Linked DNA regions of Homo sapiens: region 2 is linked to region 1. Evidence: chromatin loops called from intact Hi-C (ENCODE). Cell type or tissue: Caco-2. All regions are shown on one strand. Each heading gives the region's core, and the rest is flanking DNA. Links, peaks and the distances in the headings are about the cores only.

Region 1 (11,573 bases), core at 3,574-11,573:
TTATTTTGATAATTTATTCCAGGAGAAAATTTAATTTAGGTTTATGCTCACAGGAAATTTAAAATAATTCAAACTCATATATCATTTTTTTGTGGCAGATAAATATGACAAGGTAATCAATAAAAGACTTCTGAAAATTAAAAGTACTGTTACACTAGGCTGAAATTCTTGGGGGTGGGGAGTGAAATGGAAATACAAGTTCCAGGAAAAAAGAAACAATGTAAATATATAATTATGAAAGGAAGTGTTCCTGTATTTTTTTTTTTTTTGCTTGTTAATTTTCTTTTTTTTTTTTTGAGACGGAGTCTTGCTCTGTCCCAGGCTGGAGTGCAGTGGCGTGATCTCGGCTCACTGCAAGTTCCGCCTCCCGGGTTCATGCCATTCTCCTGCCTCAGCCTCCCGAGTAGCTGGGACTATAGGCACCCACCACCACACCCGGCTAATTTTTTGTATTTTTAGTACAGATGGGGTTTCACCATGTTAGCCAGGATGGTCTCGATCTCCTAACCTTGCGATCCGCCCGCCTTGGCCTCCAAAAGTGCTGGGATTACAGGTGTGAGCCACCGCGCCTGGCCTGCTTGTTCATTTTCTTAAAAGTGGATGATGGTGAGTATAACATTAAAATGGCGTATTTAATAGGATACACCTGGAGAGTGTTCTACAATAGCTTTGTATTAAAATATTAATAATATGCCAGAAATTATATCCTTTGTAATGACTTATACTTTTTTTTTTTTGAGACAGGTTCTTACTCTGTCACCCAGGCTGAGGTGCAGTGGATCTATCTCGGCTCACTGCAGCCTTGACCTCCCAGGCTCAGGTGATCATTCCACCTCAGCCTCCTGAGTAGTTGGGACTATAGGCACATGGCACCACGTCCAGCTAGTTTTTGTATTTTTTTTGTAGAGACGAGGTTTCACCATGTTGCCCCGGCTAGGCTTGAACTCCTGGCCTCAAGCGATCCACTCGCCTCGGCCTCCCAAAGTGCTAGAATTACAGGCATGAGGTACTGAGCCTGGCTTGACTTATAATTCTGATGAAAATGTTCAATGTCAACTTAAGAATGGGCAAGGGAGCACATGGGCTTTTGGAATTCTTTTTTTTTTTTTTTTTGAGACGGAGTCTTGCTCTGTCACCCAGGCTGGAGTGCAGTGGCGTGATCTCGGCTCACTGCAACCTCCGCCTCCCGGGTTCAAGCGATTCTCCTGCCTCAGCCTCCCAAGTAGCTGAGATTACAGGCATGCACCAACACGCCCAGCTAATTTTGTATTTTTAGTAGAGATGTGGTTTCACCGTGTTGGTCAGGCTGGCCTCGAACTTCTGACCTCAAGTGATCTACCCACTTCGGCCTCCCAAAGTGCTGGGATTACAGGTGTTAGCCACTGCGCCCGGCCACTTTTGAAATTCTTTCAGGAGATTCCCGAGTGAAATGTCTGAAGACTGCTGCCTTGGGAACAGGAGCCACGGGACACTTTCTGCCTCCGGCTGCCGGCGGGTAACTCGGGCCTGGATGGACTTCCCTGCCAGCTTGTTTCCCAAATTGCCGCGCGGGCCCAGAAAAGAGATGAGAGCATAAACCCCTAGGGGGCGCAGTCCCCAGGATCCCTGTCTTCATGGAGTGGGGCTCATGGGGTCAGGGCTTGGGTCAACTCCACTCCATAGCACGAAATGACTTCCTGGAGTCACGTGCGTGGGGGAGGCTTAGCCCCTGAAGGAGAGCCACCTCTCTTCAGTGACTGATTGACTGTGCACGTGAAATATTTTATTTTTTCTATTTACTCTCACAGATTTGGGTTTTCCCTCCTCTCATCCTTCTCTCCCAGCCACACTCAGGCCTGGGGCTCCATTCTGCTGCCCACAAGGTACGAAGTGGGTTAGAAGCAGCAAGGGGACCCACAGGCAAAAATACTCCTGGGAGACAGTGGCGAGGGGCACATGTTCCCCGGGGCTACTAGGAAGTGGCCCCAGATAACGTCTCAGCTGATGACAGACTTTTAATCACTAAAAGGTAAACACTAATGTGCAGGAATCCTGTTTGTTTGCTCACAGATGTACCTGACACACAGTAAGTGCTCAGTAAATGTTTGTAGAGTGACTGAATGTTTGCTGGACCTCCTGCCCCTCATTCTACACAGAGAAAAGCTAGGCTGACAAAGGTGAAATGATTTGTTGAAGGTCAATGGAAACCTAGGGCTAAGCCGGGACAAAAACCAAGGTCCACTGATGCTTCCTGGGCCCTAGAGTCTTGAGGAGGTGCAGCTCCCTGTTCTGCCCCCAAGACTGGCCTCAGTCCTGCCTCTCCCCCTCCCCAACCTAACCCTGGCGGCAAGGCGGGGCTCCCCTCGGGCCCAGCCTCCTCGCCATCCCTGGGACCCCGCACACTCACAGGTGGCAGTCTGTGGGTCTCTGCTTCTCTCTCCTCCTCTTCCCCCTGCCCTTGGGTCTCCTCCTGCAATAAGCCAAGCGTCAGGACAAGGTGGCTGGGGAACCCCATGCTAGGACAGAGGCTGGCAGGCCCGAGAATAGCCCCGAGCCCCAGCCAAACCACTTACCTTTCCGGCTTCATCTTCTCCCGCAGAGGCCTAGGGAAACAGACAGAGAGAGGGGCAGAGGAACGTTAGGAAAGCAATAAGTGGGGCTCCCTGCCGCCCGGACAGGTCCCCTCCGACATCCCCAGTCCTGGTCCTGCAGCTGACACTGAGGCCACTAGGGGGTAGCATGGAGTTGGCAAGGGAGAGGTGGCCAGAGCCTCAAGGCTTCACTCCCACTCCAGGCTCTGGTGACCCCACCACGAGAGGGACAAATCAACCTCCTGGGGACCCCTGCCACCCGCTTCTGCACTTCTCAGCCTCTTGGCATCAAATTTGGTTGTTTCTGTCTGTTCTCTGTTGCTTTTTCTTTCTCACTTTCTTTGCTGCTTTTTTCCGTTCCTTCCAGGGTGCATTCTGGGAATTTCCTCAGGGACAGGAGATGATGGCCAGACAGCGGACTGGCTGCCTGTCAGGGCACAGCCCCACTCCATCCGGAACAACATGGGGAGTGAGCGACGGGGTGGGAGGAAGGAGGGAGCATCAGCCCTGAAGTCACCAGGCATGTCTGGGCTCTGCCTCCCAGGGCTGTGGCTGTTGGCCCAGAAGCAAGAAGAAAGGTGTCCCTGTTGCCTGGCCCCTGGCAGGGGATAGGGCCTCAGTCTTCACTGGGAACAGTGGGTAGAGACATGGGACAGCATGGTAGCAGTCAGCTTTGGGGCCAGGACATGCTACCCTCAGCTGGTTCCTCCCTTGGGAGCCAGGGCAAGGTACCAGGGCCTCTTGGGACTGTCTGGTTGTACCTCTCCATATTGGGCAAGTGACAGACACTCTTGGAACCTCAGTCTCTTCATCTGCCTGCCCCAAAAGAGTGGCTGTCAGGGCAAAGGGGATGGAGAAGGTGACTCTGGGTCACCACCCAGCATTGCACCCAGGAGGGTTCATTACCGAGCTCTTGTTATATGGCTAAGCTCTGGCTTGGAGGGATGGGTGGAAACAAGTTGAGGCAGGGTCTCCAACACTCCAACAAAAGGGGCAGCCATAGCCCTGCCCAGGAGGCAAGGCTAAGCCTGGGGGCTATTAGAAAAGTGGTCATGGCCATGAAAGGTAGCCTGAAAAACGAAGGCTTACGAGTTAGGTCAGGGCCCAGAATCCCTCCTCCCACACTCACTAGCTGTGATAAATCATGAAACTGTATTGAGCCTTGATTTTCTCATCTGTAAAATGGGGATGACAATAGGGCCTACCTCCCAGGGTTGTTATGAGAGCAGGAACCTTGCTCACCACTGCATCCCATCAGGACAATGCCTGGCATGTGGTAGGTGCTCAATAAATGTATGTGACTAAATGAGAAACATTCAAGTGCCTCCTGCGGGGCTAGGCACAGAATAGGTACACAATAAGTGGTAGTCTTCCCTCCTGCCGCCCCTGGCTAGGGCTCTGGACTTCTAGTCTGGTGCCTTCATCCATGGCCCAGTAGTACCAGGAGCAGCAGCTCAGCCCATTTCTCTCTTCCCTGAACCTAGCTGGCAGTGCCAGGCCTGTTGCTCCTGCTAACCAATGTTCCAAGTGCCCCCAGCACAGGCAGCAAGACTGGTGCTGGTCAGAGGCTCTGTGGATTGGGAGGGGCCGTAGAGGGGTGCTGCAACATCAAGGAAGCCACAGTGTCACTCTTCTTCTGCCCCTTTTCTCCTACCCGAGCTTGTCCTTCTTGCTGCTTCTCAGCCCCGTTTGCCCGCTCCTGTGGGCACACAGCTTGCCCCAGAACGAAGTTCAGACTTGCAATGTCTTTGCCTCCAGGCACCTCTTTCAGAGGCCCGTGGCAGCTGCCTCCCATCCCAGAGAAGGGGAACGACACGCACCGAACCCCTGCGAGGCTGGGAGGGACCCACCCTCTCTCTTCCCTTGCAGTATCTCAACAGCTGTACCCCAGCTGCTGGGACCAGCTCCCTTGGCAAAACTGGCTGGTGGGGGGACAAAATGAATGGTAGCCACCCCTGGTCCTGCCCTCTTGGTCTCCCTCAGTCTGGAAAAAAGTTCAGCCCGCAGCGGGGATGGGCAGCCTTTGCCTCTGCCCTGGGACCCATCTTTGCTGAGGCTGCCAAGAGGACGGGGGCCTTTCCTTGCTACCCACCCGACCCCGGAGACCTACCGGCATTCGCAGCGAACGTGCTGAGAGAACGTCAGCTCCACGTAGGAGGGCCGGTCCCCAGAACGGATCTTTAGGAGCTGAAGGAAGAAAGAGTTGATGCCTGGATTGGGGAGTGGCCCACGAGTTTCCGGCACTCTTCTCTCTCTCCTTGTAAGGAGAACCCGACTCTGTTTCCTGCTAGCCTGTGGACTACAGGCCCTCACTCCACTCTGAACGTGGGGCAAACAGCTCTCTCAGCTGCATGGGGATCTGAGGGAGGCCCCTGTCCCTCCCTGCCCGGGAGCACTAGCACAGCAATAGCACAGGAAGGGGGCTCATGTTCTGGAGTCAGAGAGACCCGTGTTCAGATCTTGACTCTTTTACCTGCTGAACAAGTGAAATAACATCTCTGAACCTTGAGTTCCCCATCCGTGAAATGGGAATGACACCAGCCTTGAAGGATTGAATGACACACCACTTGTGGCACGCCTAGGACAGTGCTTGGCATTACTCAGTAAGTGCTCAGTAAACCACTGCGTGTGTGACATGTAAGCTGCACTTGCTTGAAAAGGGACCAAATGCTCCTGGTGTCAACAGGGACTTTATACAAGCAGATTTCTTTCCAGCTTTAACTAGACACCCTGAGTCTTGGGATAGGACTCAGCGTGAGGCTGAGAATGCTGGTGGGGGTGGAGATGAGTGGGCTCAGAGCCATCGGAGGGCTTAGGAAGAAGAGGCCCTGGGCTGGGGTGGTAGGAGCACTGGCCTGGGAGTCAGGCTCCAGCCCTGGGACCTGGGCCTATCTTCTTCCCTCTCCAGGTACCTTCTAGTGGGCAGATTCGGTGGCCCCCTGGGCAGGGTATGGACCTACCTGCATGGTGACATTGGCCGTCTCCACCGGCACACAGTGCAGATTCTCATCGCCGCAGCAGCCGGTGCAGCGCAGCAGGGAGACACAGGATGGGCTGAACATGTGCTCCACCTCGCTGGGGTACTCGGACACGACGTCCACCAGCCTCTCCAGCGCCCGGCAGTAGCTGCGGCCCCACACTTCCTGGAAGGGTACCACTGCGAGGAAGCAAGGGGGCTGGGTCAGGCCAGCAGAGACCTGCCCCTTGAAGCCCTAAACCTGGCTCCCAAGGCCCTGCTGGCCTTCCAGGTTCAGCCCCCAGCCCCATCCGAGCTCCCTCAACTCTGAACTCCTAATGTGATCCCTCCGAAATGCCTGCGGGCCCCTTAGCTCATCTGCTGGATGGAAATCCCCATGGAACAGAATCTCTCAGGGTCCCAAGCTTTGCTCTGTCCTCAACTCAGGCACCCACGTCTGCCTTGGCTCCCTGGAGCTTTGAGGATTGTAGCCCCGGCAGCTACCCAGGCCCTCTGGATCTTTCTCAAGCCTGACCCGGTGCTTCCTCCAACTTGGAGAACTTGCAGAAAACAGTCATTCCTGGAGTCATGCAGGGAGGGTTGGCCTTCCCTTATTCCTCTGCTCAAACACCTTCCACGGCTCCCTCATTTCCTGCCCCACTCTGTGCCAGCTCCTCTGCCTGGCAACCAAGACCACATCCAGCAATGTGGCCCGACCCTCCTCTCCACTGAGTCCAACCAGCGCTCACACTGAGCCACGGCAGCACCACATTCACTCCCAGCTCTGGCTTGTGCACTCTGCAGCCCGTACAGCTGCTCTTCTTCCCCCTCCTCTCATTTCTATCCAAATAAAGTCCACCCGCCATTTTCCACGACCTGCCTCCCCACCTCCTCTTTGAAGACTTCCCCAGCAATTCCAGTGCACACAGATGAGCCTCCCTTGAGCACTGCTTGGCCTCTGGCCTCAAGGGGTTGCCTTATCTCCGGCACTGCTTGCTCTTATCTCCTTTACAACCAACTCGAGGCTCCATGAGGGCAGAGATGGACGTACCCGTAAACACAGGCTAAGTCACTCCTGGTTGATTAGATGACATTTCACTGAGGATCATCCGGGTCATCCCTGACCTCACGATGTCCTGGCGATCGTGAATGGGATCTTTTGGGGGCTGATCTGGAATCCCTCAAAAGATGCTGCTCTTTCGGGGGAAGGCCTAGGACCAGGCCCCAAATAGAGGCTCACAGGGAGAGTGGCCAGAGTCAGACACCTGGCTTCCAGTCCTGGCCCTACACTGGCTATGTGACCTTGGGGAGATCACTTAACCTTTCTGGATAGATCAGTTTCCTCAGGTGGGAAAAAAGAAGGTTGGGAATAAATGGTTGCTAAGGTCTTTCCCTCTCTGACCAACCGCCTGTGAATCAGTGCCTGCAACCCAGCCCAGCCCAGAGACCATGGACAGAGAAACACCCCCAGGCCTGGGTCATCCTGCTCTGCATCTGATGGTCATCCTCAGCTAGTGGGGAAGAATGGGGAGCTGGGGGTCCTGCAGCCTCTGCCATGGAACAATGGCCTCTCCCAGCAACCCCTCATTTCTTCCATGCCTCTGCCTAGGAGGCAGAAGGGGCCAAAGTCCATTCCACTGAGCCTATGAGGACATGAGCCTCCTGGTAATCTCGGAAGAAAAATAAACTTCAGTCCTAGCAGAGGCCCTCGGGAAAGGCTGCAAACTGGTGGAAAATACCCAGAGGCGGTGTGTCCATGTGGAGCTGGCTAGGCAGTCATAGAGGCAATAAACAGTGTTATCTGCTTGTTTGCTGCTCCATTCTGCTCCATTCTGCCGTGCTCTGCTTAGAGGGCACTAGGGCCTAGGGGCTGGTGGTGGGGGGAATCCATAGGCCTCCTCTGACTCTACCACTCCGCGCCACTGGATACTGCCCCGGAACCCAGTGGGAAACAAGGCCTCTCTCCCCAAAGGCGCCCAAAGTGCAGGGAAGCCTGCCTTTGCAATCCTGGGTCAGAGAGCACCTCCCTATCACCAGCTCCTTGAGCTGTGTGTTTAGTTTAAAATCTTCATGAGCACTACGTGACTCTGAACGTTTAATCTCCACCTTGGAAAACATAAATAACAGCAGAGGAATAATGAGCTGCCAAAGCACCACAGAAGACTCAGGTTCCTGCCCTGGGACCAGCCGTCAGCGAGGGGACAGCAGCAGAGAAGGGGCACCCCAGCCCCCTCCATCCTGCAAACAGACACCCACCCAGCTGGGCTGCGGGGCCATGGCCACCTTTGGCAGAACTGGCTGGGCCTCGGCAGCAGAAGAAGGGATTTCCTTTCCTCACCCCACATCCCACCATGCAGGTTCCGGGTCCCTGAAACCCTGGAATCTGCCACTTTCCCAGCCCTGTGGCCGAACTGTGTTGGGGGAGGGCTGAGAAGGAGGTGGGCTGGAGCCTGGTTTACCTGGCAGCCACCAGGAAAGGGCAATTCATCCCTGAAGGCCCCGCTATGGGTGTGTGGGAGAAACAAAAGGGGCTGGGTGAGGGGCCGGGCTGAGGGAGTACAGTGACCGCTCCCAGATGTGGGCTGTGTCCCTCAGGAAAGAGCTCTGCTCAGCTGTCCCCGAGAGCACTTCCGCTGGCCCCAGACCTGCTCCGGGAGGGGGTGGAGGTGAGAGCAACGGGAAGCTGTGGCCCCCTCAGGGCCCCCTCAGGCACTGCCAGGGCTGGGTGGTCCCCAGGGCTGCTCCTGAGGCTGCAAGTGTGCCCTCAGCTCTCTCGCCAGCCCTGTGAGTGAGCCTCCCACCTGCCTACCTACCACCTGGGATGGGGGAGACCCCAGGAGAGAAATGCTTAATCCTGAGAGCAAGTTTCTGTGGAGGGCACTGGAGACGGGCCACAGGGCTGGGCAGAGCCACTGGCCACCAGCCCAAGCCCACAAGTGTCCTCTCCATGGTCACTGGCAGGGCACACAGACAGCCTGCCACAAGGGACACCCTGCTCATGCCCGCTCAGCCACGGAGCTATTGGGAGCACTTGGTTCTGCCAGATCCATGAGGAGTGTCTGAGGCTTGGGGCGACCCCCAGGGCCTCTCTGAGCCTCAGGGCCTGCCTGCATCTGTAAAAATGGAGTACAACCCCTTCCTACTTCACAGCCTGTGGTCAAAACAGAATGACAGAAAATGCCTAACATTGTTACCGTGAATAGTAATAGTAAAAATCAATGCCCATGGCTGGCCATGCTGTCTCTGGCTGTGGTGTTAACAGGTGGGGATGCCATTTTCAGATTTTGAGAGCTGGGGTGCAAAGCTCGTTGTACTTCTCCCGGTCAGATTGCAGACTCCCTGATTGATAAGTGTGACAGGAGAGCTGACCTAATGAATCTACACTTCCAGGCCTCCCCACCTCAAATCCTGGGTGATATGTACACCCATTTCTCCTCCCTGGAGTCAGAGGACAAGTCCCTTTTTCAATCTCGGAAAAAGAAGAAACCATAGACATCATGTAGCCAAGGCTCCCATTTTACAGATGAGAAAACTGAGGCTAAGGCATCTTTGGTAGCTGTGGCCTGACCTACACTAAAAGCACCAAAAAGGGCATAGTGTGGAGGTAGGGGATGGGTCCTTCCCCAAATCCCAAGGAGCATAATGTTGTGCTGGTTCCAGAGGCACAGCAAGGGAGGCATCCATGAGGTCAAGGGCAGCTACCTCCTCTACCTGCTCAGGGGTCTAGGGGCCTAAGCCTTAGGTGTCAGAGTATGGCCAGGCCCGGGAGAGGCGGGCTGCCAGGCAGGCAGCCCAGCAGAGGGTGTTCCCAGCACGCAGATGGCTATCACGCGTGTGCGTGTGCATGTCCCTACATGCCCACTCTCCCATGGCGCAGGGGAAACCTCAGCGGTGGTGTGTGGCCACTTTGCACGTCTTGGAGAGGCAGGGAGGGAGGAGCGAGGTAGGGGGCCTGGCATGGGCCTCCTGCCTTCTGTACATATGTCTCTTTGGCAAACGTCTCGTTGCCCTTTGAAGACTCCCTCTTGATGCAACCAGGGCGGGGAGTGGAGGGGCCAGGGAGGGCGCGACTATGTTCTGTCTGTTTATAATCAATGGAAACGCATGGTCAGATCCCGGCAGTTCCACCAGGGCTGGGCTGCTGGGGAGGGCCCCTCACCCATTCCTGATCCTCTTGACTGCCCACTGCATTCAGCTCCCAGACCCCCATTCTGGCCCCTGGCACTCACTCCCCACCCTGTCCTCCAAGACCCCATCCATACCCTTAAATCATGCTGGGGAAGGGCTCTGAGCCAGCTGGATGAACCCTGGCTATACTGGCCCCAGCCCCACTCTCCGTGTGCTGGTGACTCCAGCCCACACCTCTCTAGTCTCTGGGTCACCATGAGGGGATCTCTTAGGCCCTGCCAAAGTCATCACCCAGCATGTCTAGCTTGTAGGCTCTCCCCAGCTTTTATCAACCTGCACCCACGCTTCATGCCACACCTGGGCTTGGGAGAAAGGAAGAGAGGGGCTTGGGGAGCATGCGTACCCCCAGCCTGGCCAGCTTACCTTCCACCTCTGACGAGCCGTTCCCAGCAGACAAGGCCCACTGCTATGGACAGAAAAGTGCAGAGGTGAGCTGGGGGTACCTTGGAGCTCTGCACTCTTGGGCCAAGTGTGATGGCAAGAAGGTAGGGGCCCCTCTGGGTTCCTTCCCACTTGCTGCACATGCTCTGCCCTGTCTCAGAGCAGCCTGAGTACCACTAAAAACTCACTGGACCCTGGGTAGGTTAGGTCCCACCCCTCTCTGGCCTCAGTTTTCCTCATTTGGAAAAGGATGGGAGGCTAGAAGCTTTTGGAGACCCTTGGCCTGCTGCATCCCAAAGATCTTCCAATCCTGCGGGTCTGCCTTCTACCCAGCCCCCAGGCCAACCCTGCTGGGCCCTGCACAGCCCGCCTTGGCTGGGTGCCAGAGCCCAGGGGGAGGTGATCAGCTGGTGGGAGCTGAGGGGCTGGAGCGGGTGGCGCCATGAGCTGGTGCAGCCGGTAACGTTACACCTCTGGCCAGCCCTGCAGCAGGCAGGCGGGTGGCTGGGCTGCTCGGACTCCTCAGGGACTGCCCAGCCCACTCCTACTCTTGGGCTGGGGCTGGGGACTCCCAGGGCAGTGGGACAACGCAGTGGGAAGGCAGTTCATTGGCTTTGTCAGGATTTCACTGCCCAAGCTGGCTCCCAGCCAGACTCACCCGGCTCCTGGGAAAAGGGCCCTGCTCACTTCCCCAGGCCCTGCACTCAGGACCTCCGGCCACCCACCCAGGAGAAAAGGCACAGCGAGACCCCTTGTCTCGTCCCCAGCCCACCCAGGAGCCCACGGCTCAGTCCTGAGCCCTGGTGGGGGCAGGGCCAGCCTCCCCACCAACAGCTTCTTCAGCTGGCTCCTCCGCCACCCCCACCAGGCCAGGTCAGAGGTCCTGGGGACGCCTGGTTGGCCATGGGGCCTCGACCCTGACCACAAGGCCAGGGACCCGCCTGGGATTAGTGGACAGATGCTTTTAGCAAAGCCACCAGGGCTCCAGGGGCCAGACAGGAAACCTCCCTCCCTCCCTCCCTCCCTGTGGCTTCCCTGCCCCCACCAAGACAGCCCCCAGGACCTGGGGGACAGCCAGCCTGAGGTCTCTTCCCAAACGAAAGAAGTCCAGCCTGGCCTTTAGGAAGTGTGTGGACATCCTTGGAGTTGCTGCTCCCTGGAGTGGGTCTGTGATTTCAGAGTCCCATGCTTCCAGTGCTGGGATGGGGAGGTCTGGGGAGCCAGGCTAGGTGGGGGTAGCTCTTACCTGGGGGGGCACAGCAGGCAGCGCCAGCCCGGCCAGGAGCTGCAGGAAGCAAGGGAACAGCCTCATGACCGGCATCTTCTCAGACGTCCCGAGCCAGGGGGCTCCGAGGGAAAACCACCATGCTCATCCCCCGGGGAGCCCCTGGCACAGGAGGAGAAGAGCTGAGTGGGGGGCTGGACGCCTCCCTCACTGCTGCCCCGAGGCCCCGGCCGGTGGTTCGAGCATCTTCTGG
Region 2 (15,597 bases), core at 1-8,000, 72 kb after region 1:
GGCGGCAACTTTCCTGTAAGCTCAGGCCATCATTAAACTTAATGGCCCCTAAATGAAAGACAGAAACAAGAAGGTTATAGTGTATATAGTGGGAAACCAATGCTGACCTTGGGTCACTGCCAAATATCTGGAAAAAGTAACATGTTTCTTAGGCTTCTTTAATGAAGCTTTAATCCTGCTTGAAATTGGTGCTTATAGGCCGGGCATGGTGTCTCACACCTGTAATCCCAGCACTTTGGGAGGCTGAGGCGGGCAGATCATGAGGTCAGGAGTTCAAGACCAGCCTGGCCAATATGGTGAAATCCCGCCTCTACTAAAAATACAAAAATTAGCCGGGTGTGGTGGCACGCGCCTATAGTCCCAGCTACTTGGGAGGCTGAGGCAGAAGAATCACTTGAACCCAGGAGGCGGGGGTTGCAGTGAGCCGAGATCACGCCACTGCACTCCAGCCTGGGCAACAAAGCGAGACTCCGTTCTCAAAAAAAAAAAAAAAAAAAAAAAAAGAGGGAAATAAATTAGTGCTTATGACCATGGATGAAACTAAGGCTTCAGGACTGACCTTCTGTCTCTCAGCTTTTTCTTACGGAGTATTTGTATTTCTAATCTCTGTAGGAGGCATTCCTTAACTTGTTAGGATCTGGCTTTCAGAGTTTTTCTCCAAGAGGCAAGAGCAGTATTTTTGCCTACTCTTTATGGGTTTGTGAAGTTGGGGTTATCTTTCTCCATGGATCGTCCAATAGCAATCTCTGATTGTTTCCTTACAATGTTCATTTTATTTGCTTCTTTTTTTCTAATTTCCATAATAATCTTCCTAATCTAAACTCTCATATTGTTATAACCTGCCTTTATGCACAATTTACCCAGTCAACAAATATTTATTAAGTATATACTTTGTATTGGGAGCTTTGTCAGGCAGTTAGTGAGACAGATAATTTCCATCCTCATGGCGCTTATGGTCTAATAGGGGAGACAAACATGAAGCAGATAATTATACAATAATTTAAATGATAAATATAGGTGCTATAAAATACAGGATATGAATATATAATAGGAAGACCAAACCCAGTTTAGGAGCTTAAGGAAGGCTTTCCTGGCAAAGTAGTATTCAAGCTGAGACTTTAGGTTAAGAAAGACGTGGCTAATTGAAGAAGGAGAGAAAAGTGTTTCAGGTAGAGGAGAAGGCCAGTGCAGAGGCCCCGACGCTGACAAATGTTTAGCACACAGGAAGCAGAAGACCAAAAAAGCAGGCTGGGATGTAAAGAACAAGGTGGAGAGTGATATGACGTGACACTGGAGAGGCAGGCAGGGGCCAAATCACGAAGACCCTTGTGGGCCACAGTAAAAAATCACATTTCTATCCCAAGAGCAATGGGTCATCATTGACACATTTTAGTTAGAAGAACAACATGCTTGGAGGGATGTTTCAAAAAGATTCCTCTGGGTGCTGAGAGAAGAGCAGCTTGAAAGGGAGCCAGAGTGGATGTGAAGAACTAAGTAAGAGAGCTCAACAGTGGCAAAAATGAGGGAGGAGCCAGACAGACTGAATCAGACGGACCGAAGATACATTTTGAAGGTGGCAATGATGACATTTGGTGATAGAGGAGTATGAGTCTGTTCTCACACTGCCATGAAGAAATGACCAAGACTCGGTCATTTATAAAGGAAAGACCATTTAAATGACTCACAGTTCTGCATGGCTGGGGAGGCCTCAGAAAACTTACAATTATGGCGGAAGGTGAAGGAGAAGCAGGCACCTTCCTCACAGGGCCTCACCCAGCTCCCCATTTTCTATATTGTATCATATTACCCTGCTCAAGAACCCTCAATGGTGTTCGCTTTGGCAGCACATATAATAAAATTGGAGTGATACGGAGAAGATTAGCATGGTCCGTGCACAAGGATGACATGCAAATTCATGAAGCATTCCATCTTCATTATTATTATTATTATTATTATTATTTTGAGATGGAGTCTCACTCTGTCACCCAGGCTGGAGTGCAGTGGCGTGATATTGGCTCACTGCAACCTCTACCTCCTGGTTTCAAGTGATTCTCCTGCCTCAGCCTCCTGAGTAGCTGGGATTACAGGTGCCCGCCACCACGCCTGGCTAATTTTTATGTTTTTAGTAGAGATGGGGTTTCACCATGTTGGCCAGGCTGGTCTCGAACTCCTGACCTCAGGTGATCCATCCGCCTTGGTCTCCCAAAGTGCTGGGATTACAGGCGTAAGCAACCGCGCCTGGGCGCATTCCATCTTTTTACAAAAACCCTAGAAGAAAACCTCAGAAATACCATTCTGGACGTAGGCCTTGGCAAAGATTTCCTGGTAAAGACTCTAAAAGCAACTGCAATAAAACGAAAATTGACAAGTGAGACTTAATTAAACTAAAGAGCTTCTCCACAGCAAAAGAAACTATCAACAGAATAGACGGACAACTTACAGAATGGGAGAAAATATTTGCAAACTGCATCCAACAGAGGTCTAATATCCAGAATCTATATAAGGAACTAATATCCAGAATCTATAAGGAACTTAAATAAATTAACAAGCAAAAACCAAAAAACCCTATTAAAAAATGGGCAAAGGACATGAACACACACTTCTCAAAAGAAGACATACACATGGCCAACAAGCATATAAAAAATGTTCAATGTCACTAATCATTAGAGAAATGCAAATCAAAATCACAGTGACATACCATCTCACACCAGTCAGAATGGCTGGTATTAAAAAGTTAAAAAATAACAGATGCTGGTGAGGCTGCAAAGAAAACAGAACACTTATACACTGCTGGTGGGAAATATAAATTAGTTCAGCCACTGTGGAAAACAGTTTAGAGATTTCTTAAAGAACTTAAAGCAAAACTACCATTCAACCCAGTAATCCTATTACTGGGAATATGCCCAAAGAAACAGAAATCATTCTACCATAAAGACACATGCATGTGTTATGCTCACTGCAGCACTATTTACAATAGCAAAGACATGGAATCAACCTCAATGCTCATCAATGGTGGATTGGATAAAGAAAATGTGGTACATATACATCATGGAATACTATGTCGCCATAAAAAAGAACGAGATCACATCCTTTGCAAAAACATAGAGCTAGAGGCCATCATCCTAAGTGAATTAGAAAACCAAATACTGCATGTTCTTACTTAAAAGTGGGAGCCAAACATTGAATACACATAGAAACAAAGAAGGGGTAACAGACACCTGGGCCTACTTGAGGGTGGAGGGTGGGAGGTGGGTGAGGATCAGAACTACCTATTGGGTACTATGCTCATTACCTGGGTGACAAAATAATCTGTACACCAAACCCCTGCGACATGCAACTCACCCATGTTACAAAGTGCACATGTACCCCCTGAACCTAAAATGAAAGTTGGAAAGATAAAAAAAGAACGCTTGCTAATTCTAATGCCTTCTGTATCAAATCCAAAGGTTTTGCTGTGACCTTCTAGGTTTCTGTTCTCTTACCTGCCTAGTTTCTTGATACTCTTTGCTGCTTCTCATATAACTAACTTGTTTCTGTTCTGCCTCTCTGCACAGGCTGTTTACTCTCCCTATAGTGAATTCCCCTTTCCATGCTATGAACCCATGTTCCCCAGCTCATTCAAAATTCATCTCAAAATGCATCTCCTCTAGGAGTTATTCCTCCACTCATATAGGTCAGGCAGCACTATAGTCAAATTTTTGTGTTGGGATTTTGTTTTTGTAAAAGTGATTTTTAAAAGGGTATATTCAGTTTCTTGATCTAAATTGTATTCTCCAAGAGTCAAGTAGTAAATGTACCCTCTGCCTCTTTTGTAATCCCGGCAGCCCTGCCAGGGCTCTGCATGCAGAGGTGTTTGATCACTGCTATGTTGAAGGGCTTACCATGGCAGGCTTGGGATGCCAACACCTTCTGGACAGTCAGTGGCAATGTCCCTTGGATGCCTCCGGTGGTCTGGAGTAGCTAATGCATAAACACGTTATTAACAGGAAAAGAAAACGGAACAACGAAGCCTTTTATGTGTGGTGCTTCTGTGTGAAACCCCAAAATAAAGGAAAAGCTTACCTCCAGTTGTTCTCGGATAAATTCCTGCAAAGCAAAAGGAAAATCGGCTTTAATCTACGGTTATGTTTTACTTGCCCTTTGATAGTTTACAAAATATCTCAATTTTCTTCTTTAAATCATGCCTCCTGAAAGAAAGAGTTCCAGCAATACAGCACTTGGGTACAAATTTATTTGTTGTAAGGCACTTTGAATATGAAAAAACCAAGCAACTGAATAGAACTCTTATTGAACACAGAATATATTTAGCTACTGAGACTTCCTCCAGAGATAGCTTCTCAACTAATGAGGTTATGTAGCTGGTGAGAGTAGCCTTGATGATTCAACCAATTCAAAACATCAGGAAGGCTTCTCACTAAAAGGCTGTCTGTTTGTGTGTGTAATCTTAGCCAGAACAAGCGTAATATTACACACAAACTGAGAATAAATACACAACAACCATCAACACAACCACTGCTCAGTATAACACTTGCTTAAATATCATAAACATAAGTAAACAGTCACTTTAGTTCCCACGGGCTTTTTGGGGACAATTCCCTTCAGGTCAGAAAGTTTATTTTCTGAGGCCCTTTGTTGAGAAATTTCTCCTCCCTTGCATGTCTCTGTCCCTGGGGTAACCTTTTCAATAGTTATATCCCTGTGGATATTAATATTTACAAAAGAAGCTTAAAGAAATTTAAAGCAGACACTATTTCATGCTACCAATTTGTTTAACCTCTGGAGGTAAAAAGAAAAAAACCTGTTGCACATTTAATGATTTCTTTATAAGAAAATCATTTCTTTACTCCTGGAAAAGGCTATGTGTAAATCTGCTCCTAAGATTACAACATGGTACCTTTTCTTTTAAAACCAGACTCAGGAAATTCTCTTCCCTCCTTCATCTATACTCTAGTCTGCCATGCCTATAAATGGGCACAGTTATCAAGAGCTAGGTAGTAGATACTATATTACATATAATTTAAAAATCACATGTTTTCCCAAACAAACCTAAACAGAAAGATGGTCTCATAAGACTCAATCCACTGACAAAGCTTAGTGTGGATGGAGAGCAAACATTCTTGTGTTTGTACATCTGGGATGGTAAAACATCTGTTTGTAAGCTTAGTGAAGGGGTGATGGGTCTCATCTCAGTCCATTTTATATTCCAATGGTCTGTTTAATGCTGGATAATTTAATATTTTTATTTTATTTTTTATTTATTTATTTAGTTAGTTAGTTACTTATTTTGAGATGGAGTTTCACTCTTGTTGCCCAGGCTGGAGTGCAATGGCACGATCTTGGCTCACCGCAACCTCTGCCTTCTGGGTTCAAGCGATTCTCCTGCCTCAGCCTCCTGAGTAGCTGGGATTACAATCATGCACCACCACGCCTGGCTAATTTTGTATCTTTAGTAGAGACAGGGTTTCTCCATGTTGGTCAGGCTGGTCTCGAACTCCCGACCTCAGATGATCCGCCTGCCTCGGCCTCCCAAAGTGCTGGGATTACAGTTGTGAGCCACTGCACCTGGCCGTATTTATTTATTATTTTTAATTTTTTGAGACGTAGTCTCGTTGTTGCCCAGGCTGGAGTGCCATGGCGCGATCTCAGCTCACTGCAGCCTCCACCTCCTCACCAGGCTAGAAGATAGAGCTTTATAGAAGGATGTATTAATGATCTTTCAACTGCTAGGATTCAAATAGCTACCTCCTCAAAACACCAAAACTGTTCCAGCTTCTTCCAGAATCACACAAAGTCTCTCCTGATCAGCCTGACATAGGATAATCAAGATTTTATGAAACCAGAGGTTTGTTTCCATTTGAAGCAAACTCCTTAACAGTAGTCTTTTAAGTTCCTTCAGGAAAAGTTTTTCTTATAATTTTCTGGTTACATATTAGGGATTGAATTACAATAAAAGACTCTAACAGATCCTATCTTTTGGATTTAGGACAATTTGGAGCAGGGGTCTTAGAGAAAGCATGTCTGTGGGGAGGAAAGAGCTTTGCTGGAAGCAGAGCAAATCTTTGGATCTGTCTGATCCAAAGGCGATTCTGGAAAGGGCAAAGCCAAGATGACCCAAGAGCTGACTGACAGCTGCTCTTCCTCTTGAATGTTTCCCCCTTGGCCTGCAAACCTGCTTACGTCTTTTTTGTCTTAAAGCAAACAAACACCTTTCCTCAGCCTTGAATCCCACCCCACACTTCCCAACCACTTCTAACCTTTAGCTCTCACCCCATCTCTCTTCTTCTGTGTGTAGCCAAAGTTCCTGAAAGAGTTGTCTACTTAGCTTCACTTCCTCCTGCTTCACGCACTCCTGACTCACTGCACTCTTATCTTCTGCCCCACCTCATCCCCAGGAAATGATTCCACAAGACAACTAATGTCCTCATGACAGTCAAGTCCAGCGTTTCAGGCTCTACTTCATAGCCGTTATTGACCATTCCCTCCTTGCTTAAAACTTTCCTTAGTTTTGGCAATATTGCTTTTTCCTGGTTTTCCTCCTCCCTCTCTAACCAAGTATTTTCAGCCATCCTTAGAATTTCCTCTTTTCAGCAGAGCTTTCCAGACCTTTTCCAAAGCATACGCACCCTGGATGCTGATGTTCCACAGGCTCCACTCTTTTGTCTCTTCCTTTTCACTCTCCATATTCTCCCTGGACAACCTCACTTCCTCAAGGCCCTTCTCCAGCTTCTGATACTATCAATATATATATACTGTTAACTCTCAGATAGATATGTACAGCCCAGATTTATTTTCCAAGTACCAGATCTTTTAAGTGTGCCTATCCACTGGGCATTCCACCTGCAGGCACATTCACTGTGTCTAAACCCACCTTCACGATGGAACTCCTAGGCAGGTTTGTTCCTCCTCATCTGTGTCCCTTCTCTGTCAATGGCACCACCATCCTTCCAGCCATCCATGCTACAACCCTCAGAATCACTGTTGCTTTTGTTTTCTCCTTTATTCCTTTCACGTTTGATTGCTCACCAAGTCCTCTTGCTTCTGCCTCCCAAATTCTGTCTCAGATATGTCACTCCTCTCTACTCCCTCTGCTACTGACTCAGTCCAATCCTCATCTTCTCTTACCTTAACCACTGCAATAACCCGTCAGCTGCTCTCCCTGACTCAAATCTTCCCACATAAATCCATCCCCCAATTTATCTACTACATCTATCCTCTAATTTTAGATTTTACTATTTTAGATATTACTAAAGCACTTCAGACTTCTAGATGAGGTGGGTGTGGATTTGCCTGTGCTCCAAATCAAGAAAGCTACTGATAAAGGAGAAGGAACAATCATGAAAAAAGCAGGACACCATAAAAAAGGAAGAGTGAGATTTGGGGAAAAAAACACAACTTCTGGAAATAAAAAATATAGCCATTGAAATAAAAAATTTAGTCACTGAAATAAAAAACTCAGTGGATAAGCTAAACACATAATTAAACAGAAGATGAAGAGATACTTTAGTTCACTGGAAGATAAGTGAGGAGATTTCACAGAATGTATCACAGAGAGAAAGCAATGGGAAATATGGAAGAGAGTTGAAGAGGCATGCAGAGTAGAAAGATAAGGCCCAGTAGATATCTGACAAAATTTCCAAGAGACAAGAGAGAGAATGGGAAAGAAACGTTTGAGGTGATAATGACTGCATACTTTCCAAACTGAAGAAGCATAGTGAATCTCCAGAAGGAAATGAAAATAAATCCATACAAAGATACATCATAGGGAAATTGCAGAACACCAAAGACAAAGTGAACCATCGTAAAAGCAACCAGAGGGAAAATCAGATTACCTACAGAGTAATAATTGGATTGACTAAGGACTTCAATGGCTAAAACAGAAAGTCAGGCTGGGTGCAGTGGCTCACACCTGTAATCCCAGCACTTTGGGAGGCCACGGCAGGCAGATCACCTGAGGTCAGGAGTTTGAGACCAGCCTGGCCAACATGGTGAAACCCCATCTCTGCTAAAGATACAAAAATTAGCTGGGTGTGGTGGTGGGCACCTGTAATCCCAGCTACTTTGTAGGCTTAGGCAGGAGAATCGCTTGAACCTGGGAGGCGGAGGTTGCAGTGAGCTGAGATCATCCCATTGCACTCCAGCCTGGGTAACAGAGTGAGACTCTGTCTCAAAAAATGAAATAAAATAAAATAAAATAGAAAGTCAAAAGTAGTGAAATATTTTCAAAATGCGGGGGGGATAACTGGCAATGTGAAATTCTGTTTTTAGCTAGATAATCATGCAAGTATGAAGACAAAATAAAGATACTTTAAAAGACAGCTTATCATTCACGGACTTTTTTTTTTTTGAGACAGAGTTTCACTCTTGTCACCCAGGCTGGGGTGCAATGGCGTGATCTCAGCTCATTGCAACTTCCGCCTCCCGGGTTCAAGTGATTCTCCTGCCTCAGCCTCCCGAGTAGCTGGAATTACAAGTACCTGCCACCATGCCCAGCTAATTTTTGTATTTTTGGTAGAGACAGGGTTTCACCACGTTGGCCAGGCTGGTCTCAAAACTCCTGACCTCAGGTGATCTGCCCGCCTTGGCCTCCCAAAGTGCTGGGATTACAGGCATGAGCCACCATGCCTGGCCCACGGACTCTTACTAAAATAACTTCTATTTATTTTTATATTTTTGTATTTTTTGTCTCAAGATCTGTTTGTGGATAAAAGATCTTGTAAGAGATTTACTTCAGTAAAAAAAAAAAAAAAAAAAAAAAAAAAAAACCCAAAAGAACACAGAATAAGTAGGATGCAAGAGGCAATGGTGAACAAAGACTCTGGTGAACACTTTTTTTAATCTAAATAAAGATTGACTATAAAATAAATGACCACCAGGGAATTAAAAACAAGGTGGAATTAAAGTACTAGACAGCAACATGGAAGATGGGAGGAGGGTGATGGGAGATGAACAGTTTGTAAGATTTTGGTACAGTTAGGAAGAGGATAGAGAAGTGAATTACTTTTAAACTTTGATAAGTATGCATGCTAAAAGTTAAGGCTAATCTCTAAAAGGATATAAATGGAATATATAACTTCTAAACGAGTAGAGCAAAAAAAAAAAGAGAAATACAGAAAACTATAATAGAAAACAGGAAAGGAGAGGAAAAAGACAATAAAGACAAAATAAATGATATTTGCTATAAAAAAAGAAACATATAAGTAATCAAAATAAAAAGTAATAGTTCTCTCTAATACCTCCAATGCCACAGCCCAGCAGTAGCTTTCCAAACCTTTACCAAAACATATATGTAAAGTAATCATATTTGGAATGCAATCTAAAATGGACCTTACTCTCCTGCTTAAAAGTTTTCACTGGCTGCCTATAGGATAAAATGCAAACTACTTAGTAGAATATGCTAAATTATTTTATGATTTGACCTTGACAACCCATCTAGCCAACTCCCATCCAGTCAAAGATCCAAGTATAACTTCTGATTTCCCCCCAATTTTTTTTTTTTTTTTTTTGAGACGGAGTCTTACTGTGTCACTCAGGCTGGAGTGCAGTGCAGTGATCTTGGATCACTGCAACCTCCACCTTCCGGGTTCAAGCAATTCTCATGCCTCAGCCTCCCAAGTAGCTGGGATTACAGGCACATACCATCATGCCTGGCTAATTTTTTAATTTTTAGTAGAGACGGGGTCTCATCATGTTGGCCAGGCTGGTCTTGAACTCCAGACCTCAAATGATCCGCCCGCCTTGGCCTCCCAAAATGCTGGGATTACAGGCGTGAGCCACTGCACCTGGCCTGATTTCCCCAAATCTTAACTACCAATAGCCTAACGTTGATCAGAAGCATTACCAATAATATAAACAGTTGATTAACACATATTTTGTGTGTTGTATATATTACACACTGTATTCTTACAATTAAGTAAGCTAGAGAAAAGAAAATGTTGGCCAGGCGTAGTGGCTCATGCCTGTAATCCCAGCACTTTGGGAGGCCAAGGCAGGTGGATCATTTGAGGTCAGGAGTTCAATACCAGCTTGGCCAACATGGTGAGACCCCATCTCTACTAAAAATACAAAAATTAGCCGGGGCATGGTGGTGTGCGCCTGTAATCCCAGCTACTTGGGAGGCTGAGGTAGGAGAATCGCTTTAACCCGGGAGGTGGAGGTTGCAGTGAGCTGAGATTGTGCCATTGCACTCCAGCCTGGGCATCGCAAAAAAAAAAAAAAAAGAAAGAAAGAAAGAAAGAAAGAAAAAGAAAATGTTAAGAAAATCATAAGAAACAGAAAATATATTTATTATTCATTAAGTGGAAATGAATCATCATAAAGGTCTTCACCCTCATCATTTTCACATTGAATAGGCTAAGGAGGAGGAAGAAGAGGAAAGGTTGGTCTTGCTGTCTCAGGAATGGCAGAGGTGAAAGAAAATCTGCATTTAAGTGTACCTGCGCAGTTCAGACCCAAGTTATCCAAGGATCAACTGTAGATCTTAATTTGAGCCATATCTATTGATAGTTCCCTAAACATAGGATGTATCTCAAGTCTCTGATATGTATTCCTCTGTCTAGAATGCCCTTCTCCCCTCTTCTGTACTCAGCACTTTCCCACTATTCTTTTTTTCTTTTTTTTTTTGAGACAGAGTTTCACTCTTGTTGCCCAGGCTGGAGTACAATGGTGCAATCTTGGCTCAATGCAACCTCCGCCTCCCAGGTTCAAGCCATTCTCCTGCCTCAGCCTCCTGAGTAGCTGGGATTATAGGCATGCACCACCACGCCCGGCTAATTTTCTATTTTTAGTAGAGATGGGGTTTTTCCATGCTTGTCAGGCTGGTCTCGAACTCCCGACCTCAGGTGAACCACCCACCACGGCCTCCCAAAGTGCTGGCATTACAGGTGTGAGCCACCTTGCCCAGCCTAGTTTCCCACTATTCTGTAAGACTTTTCTGGCTGTGTGCAGTGGCTCATGCCTGTAGTGCCGGGGGTTTGGGAAGCCAATGCAAGGGGATTGCTTGAGGCCAGAAGTTCAGGACCAGCCTGGGCAACATAGTGAGGCCCCCATCTCTACAAAAAAAAAAAAGGAAAAAATTAGCCAGGCATGGTGGTGCGTGTCTGTAGTCCGAGTTACTTGGGAGGCTGAGGCAGGAAGATTGCTTGTGCCCAGGAGATCAAGGCTACAGTGAGCTATGATTGCACCACTGCACTCCAGCTTGGGCAACAGAGTGAGACCTGGTCTCTCAAAAGTAAAAACTTTTCTTAAGAAAACAGCTTTTCTGTGACATTTTCATTGACTTCACCTCCCCAGGCACACAAGTCATTCTGTGTTTCCATAACACTTCTGAAAAACTATCTTGGTGCATTCTAGACTCTTAGTTTTCATTACCTTTATCACTGGGAAGAAAGCAAAACACATACCTCTACTAGCCAAAGTTCACTGACTATAATTCTTTAAATGCCCTTCTTCCTTATTTTGAGCTAACTCATCTCTGAATTTCTAGCTCCTGGCACACCGCAGGTAAATACCATGAATACTTGTTGAAGAAAAGATGAATTCAGAGAATCTACAGACAAAATATGAGGTTACCATCACTCAGCAATTTCCTTAACATCTGCAGCTGTGTCTTACCTCCACAATACTCTTGGTCACAGTAGATCTTCCTCTCCGAAGTTCATTGGCTTCTCTTTCCACAAAACATAGTGGTACTTTTCCCACAAGGACCAGAGAATCACTAGTGTCTGGAAATACAAATTCAAGGCCCAGATCTTCCAGATTTTTGTGGTAACACCTAAAGAGATAACCTCAAATGTTAAAAAAAAAAAGAGTGCTACTTCATTTGCACTTCACTACTGGTTCCAAATACTACTTAATAGTTTTTCAAAAGCTGCCACAGGGCTTAACAACCGTATTGTTTTTCTCACACTTATGTGTGGGTGTTTGGGATTTTTTATTATCAAATTTCCTTTTTGAATTACAGTAACCTTTATTGTTTTTCTCTTTTCCATTGGGAATCAATCTGTGTCTAAGTCTTGTTTCTAAGTGTGTTTTCTTCATTGAGGAACTGCTAACTTCTGGCTGCTGGCACTTAAGGGAGTCTGGCATGAAGAAAAGGTCTGAGAGTGATTTGAATCAGCATTAAAGCAGGGAGGTAATTAACAGCCCAAGGAATTGAGAAGTCCTGACTAACGGGATGTAAGTAAATAGATCTGCCTCTAATATAAATTATGTCATAGGGAAAAAAAGATTTACTGGCAGTATCATATTCCCAAACCTGAAACATATTGGGAGAAATTTCTTTTTCATTTTCAATAATTTGTGCTGCCTAGAAGAGGAAAAATATCCTATCTTGTGACTCACTATATGATTCGCCCCTTCCTTACATCCCAATGTTTTACTTTCTTCCCATTATGATTACGATAATGAAAACTAAGAGTCTAGAATGCACCAAAGCAAAGCAGAATGGGACCAATTACTGCAGAAACTTTGCTTTCACAAAGCATGGCATAAACACAGACTGTTCCAAGAAATGAGAAGAGTGTTCTAAGCCAACTGCTGGAAAAAATTATCAGGGAAACTCTATCCTATACTCTTCAGCTGGGATACAGTGGAAAGAATAGGCTGGGTCCAGTGGCTCACGCCTGTAATCCCAGCACTTTGGGAGGCCAAAGTGGGAGGATCGCTTGAGCCTAGGAGTTCAGACCAGCCTGGGTAACATGGCGAAAACCCATCTCTACCAAAAAATTACAAAAATTAGTCCAGCATGGTGGTGCTCACCTGTAGTTCCAGGTACTTGGGAGGCTGAAGTGGGAGGACTGCTTGAGCCTGGAAGGTGGAGGTTGCAGTGAGCAGAGATTGTGCCACTGCACTCCAGCCTGGACAACAGAGTGAGACCATGTCTCACAAAATAAATATTTTAATGGATGATTGGATGCAGAAAAAAATATATTTTAAAAAAGGAAACAAACAGCCTGTGGAGTCAGACGACCTGCCTTTGAGTGCCTGCTCCACTACTTAATAACTGCTATGACCTTAGACAAGTCTTGTAACCTCTCTTGGTCTCATCTGAGAAATGGAACAATAGTTATGCTTATTCCTCACAGAATTATTGTGAGAATTGATACCATCAACATCACATTCTCATGGTGGTACTGACCATAAGAGTCTCCTTTGTTCCTCTGTCACTGTTATCTCTAGCGGAGGAATTAGAGTAGAAGACAGTAATTTTTTCCGACCAGAGCCTTGTGCCTGTTGCTTCTCGTAGGAATCTATTGGCAGAAAGATGAATGGGTTAAGAGTAGGAAGGGAAGTCTTCTAGATTCAGATAAAAATAAAGCACGGCCTTGAGATAATCATTCTAATGCAAAGCAGAATGTTTAATGTTCAGTTTTAGATTTTGGATTTCCATTTTTAAAGTCAAACTAATAAATATTCAGCCTATTAACAATTTTGGTAGTATTTTTCAAAATAAGAAATATAAGACTTGCATCTTACATTCAGATGAACAAGCCAATGTTCCTGTAGTTAATAAATGTTGTTTTGATGACAGAGGTGAATAATGTGGATTACCAGGAACATATGTGGGTTGACCACACAGTCTTATGGCTCCAGAAGGCTTCCCTTTCCTTGAGCAGGGTCTCCCAGTCTCTGGAGAGAATTAGTACTATTCTCAAATGGTGCAGGGCCTGTAGAGGTAAGTTTTTCTAACACTGTTTTTACTATATCTTTCCCAACTCTTAGGCCGTCATTTTATAAGGAAAAGTGAAAACAGTAGTAATATCATTGCCATTCTAGTCCATGAAGCACTCCTTAGGTCCTTGCCTAACTCTTTGACATTACTCATTGGCCACAGGAGTAAAGACTTTCCTGGTATTTTACCACTTGGTGAACACACTGCCTCATGATGAGGAAAAGGGTAGCAAAAAAAAACATTTAAAAAGCATATATTGCTTTGGAAAGATAGATTTAAAAACCAGAGATATTGGTTGTCTCTGGGGAGAGAAACTAGGAGGGGTGGGGACAAGGATAGAAAGGAGACTTTATTATATTCCCTTTTGTGCCTTTCAGAATTGGATCTATTTGATTATACTGCATATTCAAAAGCAAACTAAATTTTAAAATCAAAACAGCATACTGGGCCTTCTGAGCTGCCACTGGTCTCTGCCTGATGGAGTGTGGGAAGGCATGCCAAGATCACCGGGCATATGGAGGGGCAGAGCTTTGTGCTGGATGTCAGAGTAAGCAGCCTATCCTTGCGTACTTCTGGGTTGTTAATAACATCTGGCAAATATGCCTCTGACCACATAAATAAGTTCACATCTTTCAATTAGTGAACTACCACATTCTTTCAATTATAACACAGGCCAAACTGCAGGACTTTAGTTTAATTTTTGAACATACAGTACAAAGTGTGCTTTCTCACAACAGTTGCAGTTAGAAAAGCTCTTTGAGGTGTACTGATTCTGCTGGGAGTCTCAAATTTTTTCTGGCTGCAAACAGATCCTTACCAATGATAAGCTGCTCCAGACGTATACGCTCATGGGCAGCGTGCTGATCCACCAGCACGAGCAGGTTCCCACCTAGATGAGCAAGGATTGTGAACTTTGATTCTCAGAGCAAGACGACAACCATCATGTGTGTTGAGGACAGAGAAGACTTAATTCAAACTATCTAACAACAGCATAAGACAAAACATTCTGAGGAGTAACAATTGTATCTTTTATTTCCTAAAACATGAAATTATGGGGAAAATGATAGCAAACTTATCCCATATGTTTGAATCCCAGATCCAATTCTGAAAGGCACAAAAGGGAATTTAATAAAGTCTCCTTTATACTCTTGCCCCCACCCCTTCTAGTTTCTCTCTCCAGAGATTACCAGTATTACTAATTTTTATCCTATAAGTTTTATTATTTTCCCCATAATTTCATTTTTTAGGAAACAAAAGGTAAACTAAGAAACTCTTTAGTTCACCAGCATCTCATTTAGAAAACATAGTCAGGGCTGGGTGCAGTGTCTCACACCTGTAATCCCAGCACACTGGGAGGCTGAGGCGGGCGGATCATGAGGTCAAGAAATCGAGATCATCCTGGCCAACATGGTGAAACCCTGTCTCTACTAAAAATACAAAAATTAGCTGGGTGTGGTGGCACGCGCCTGTAGTTCCAGCTACTTGGGAGGCTGAGGCAGGAGAATCGCTTGAACCCAGGAGGTGTAGGTTGCAGTGAGCCGAGATTGCACCACTGCACTCCAGCCTGGTGACAGAGTGAGACTCCATCTTAAAAAAAAAAAAAAAAGTCAAAGTGGCATTTCCTCAAGTTTGAAGCTTGAATATATAATTCTTATGTTTAAATACTGATTTTGCCTTATTAATTCAACTTTAATATGATAAAGGATCGTTAAACAACACATTGTTATAATCAGCTAACCTTGGTGTACAAGCTACTTGGAAACCCACAAAGAATGTACTTCCAGTGCACTTTAGATCACAAGCCGGAGAACGTTTTCTGAAGGGCCAGATCATAAATATTTTAGGCTTTTTGGGCCACACGATTTCTGTCATGCCTACTCAACAATTCTTTTTGAGCCAAAGCAGCCATAGACAATATGTGAATATCG

Evidence for each region. Peaks named below come from ENCODE experiments on the same cell type or tissue, not always from the same donor. Only the 100,000 strongest peaks of a DNase experiment are listed, where the experiment ranks them.
Region 2: it touches region 1 in a loop (8-fold over the local background); 15 of 110 quality-filtered maps call a loop at or near these places.

What each region holds. Positions count from the first base shown.
Region 1 is chr14:74,943,827-74,955,399 of GRCh38, forward strand. PGF (placental growth factor) reads right to left here. Exons shown (of 7, transcript NM_002632.6): 1 at 11,342-11,573; 2 at 10,078-10,120; 3 at 5,531-5,727; 4 at 4,681-4,757; 5 at 2,553-2,582; 6 at 2,387-2,449. The coding sequence starts at 11,416. It overlaps LOC107984690 (a long non-coding RNA gene), which reads left to right. Exons shown (of 3, transcript XR_001750826.3): 1 at 1-606; 2 at 1,414-5,173; 3 at 5,479-6,401. Among named protein-coding and RNA genes, the nearest start is that of PGF, 6.0 kb to the right of the region's middle. RefSeq lists silencers at 2,633-2,682, 11,568-11,573. In Caco-2, for the core only: no CTCF peak of the experiment used is centred there; DNase peaks (open chromatin) are centred at 6,515 and 7,255; H3K4me3 peaks cover 752 bases.
Region 2 is chr14:75,018,933-75,034,529 of GRCh38, forward strand. MLH3 (mutL homolog 3) reads right to left here. Exons shown (of 13, transcript NM_001040108.2): 7 at 14,487-14,558; 8 at 13,136-13,247; 9 at 11,611-11,770; 10 at 4,063-4,086; 11 at 3,882-3,960; 12 at 1-48. It also overlaps the pseudogene RNU6-689P. Among named protein-coding and RNA genes, the nearest start is that of EIF2B2, 24 kb to the left of the region's middle. In Caco-2, for the core only: a CTCF peak has its summit at 3,940 (motif pointing left); a DNase peak (open chromatin) is centred at 3,929.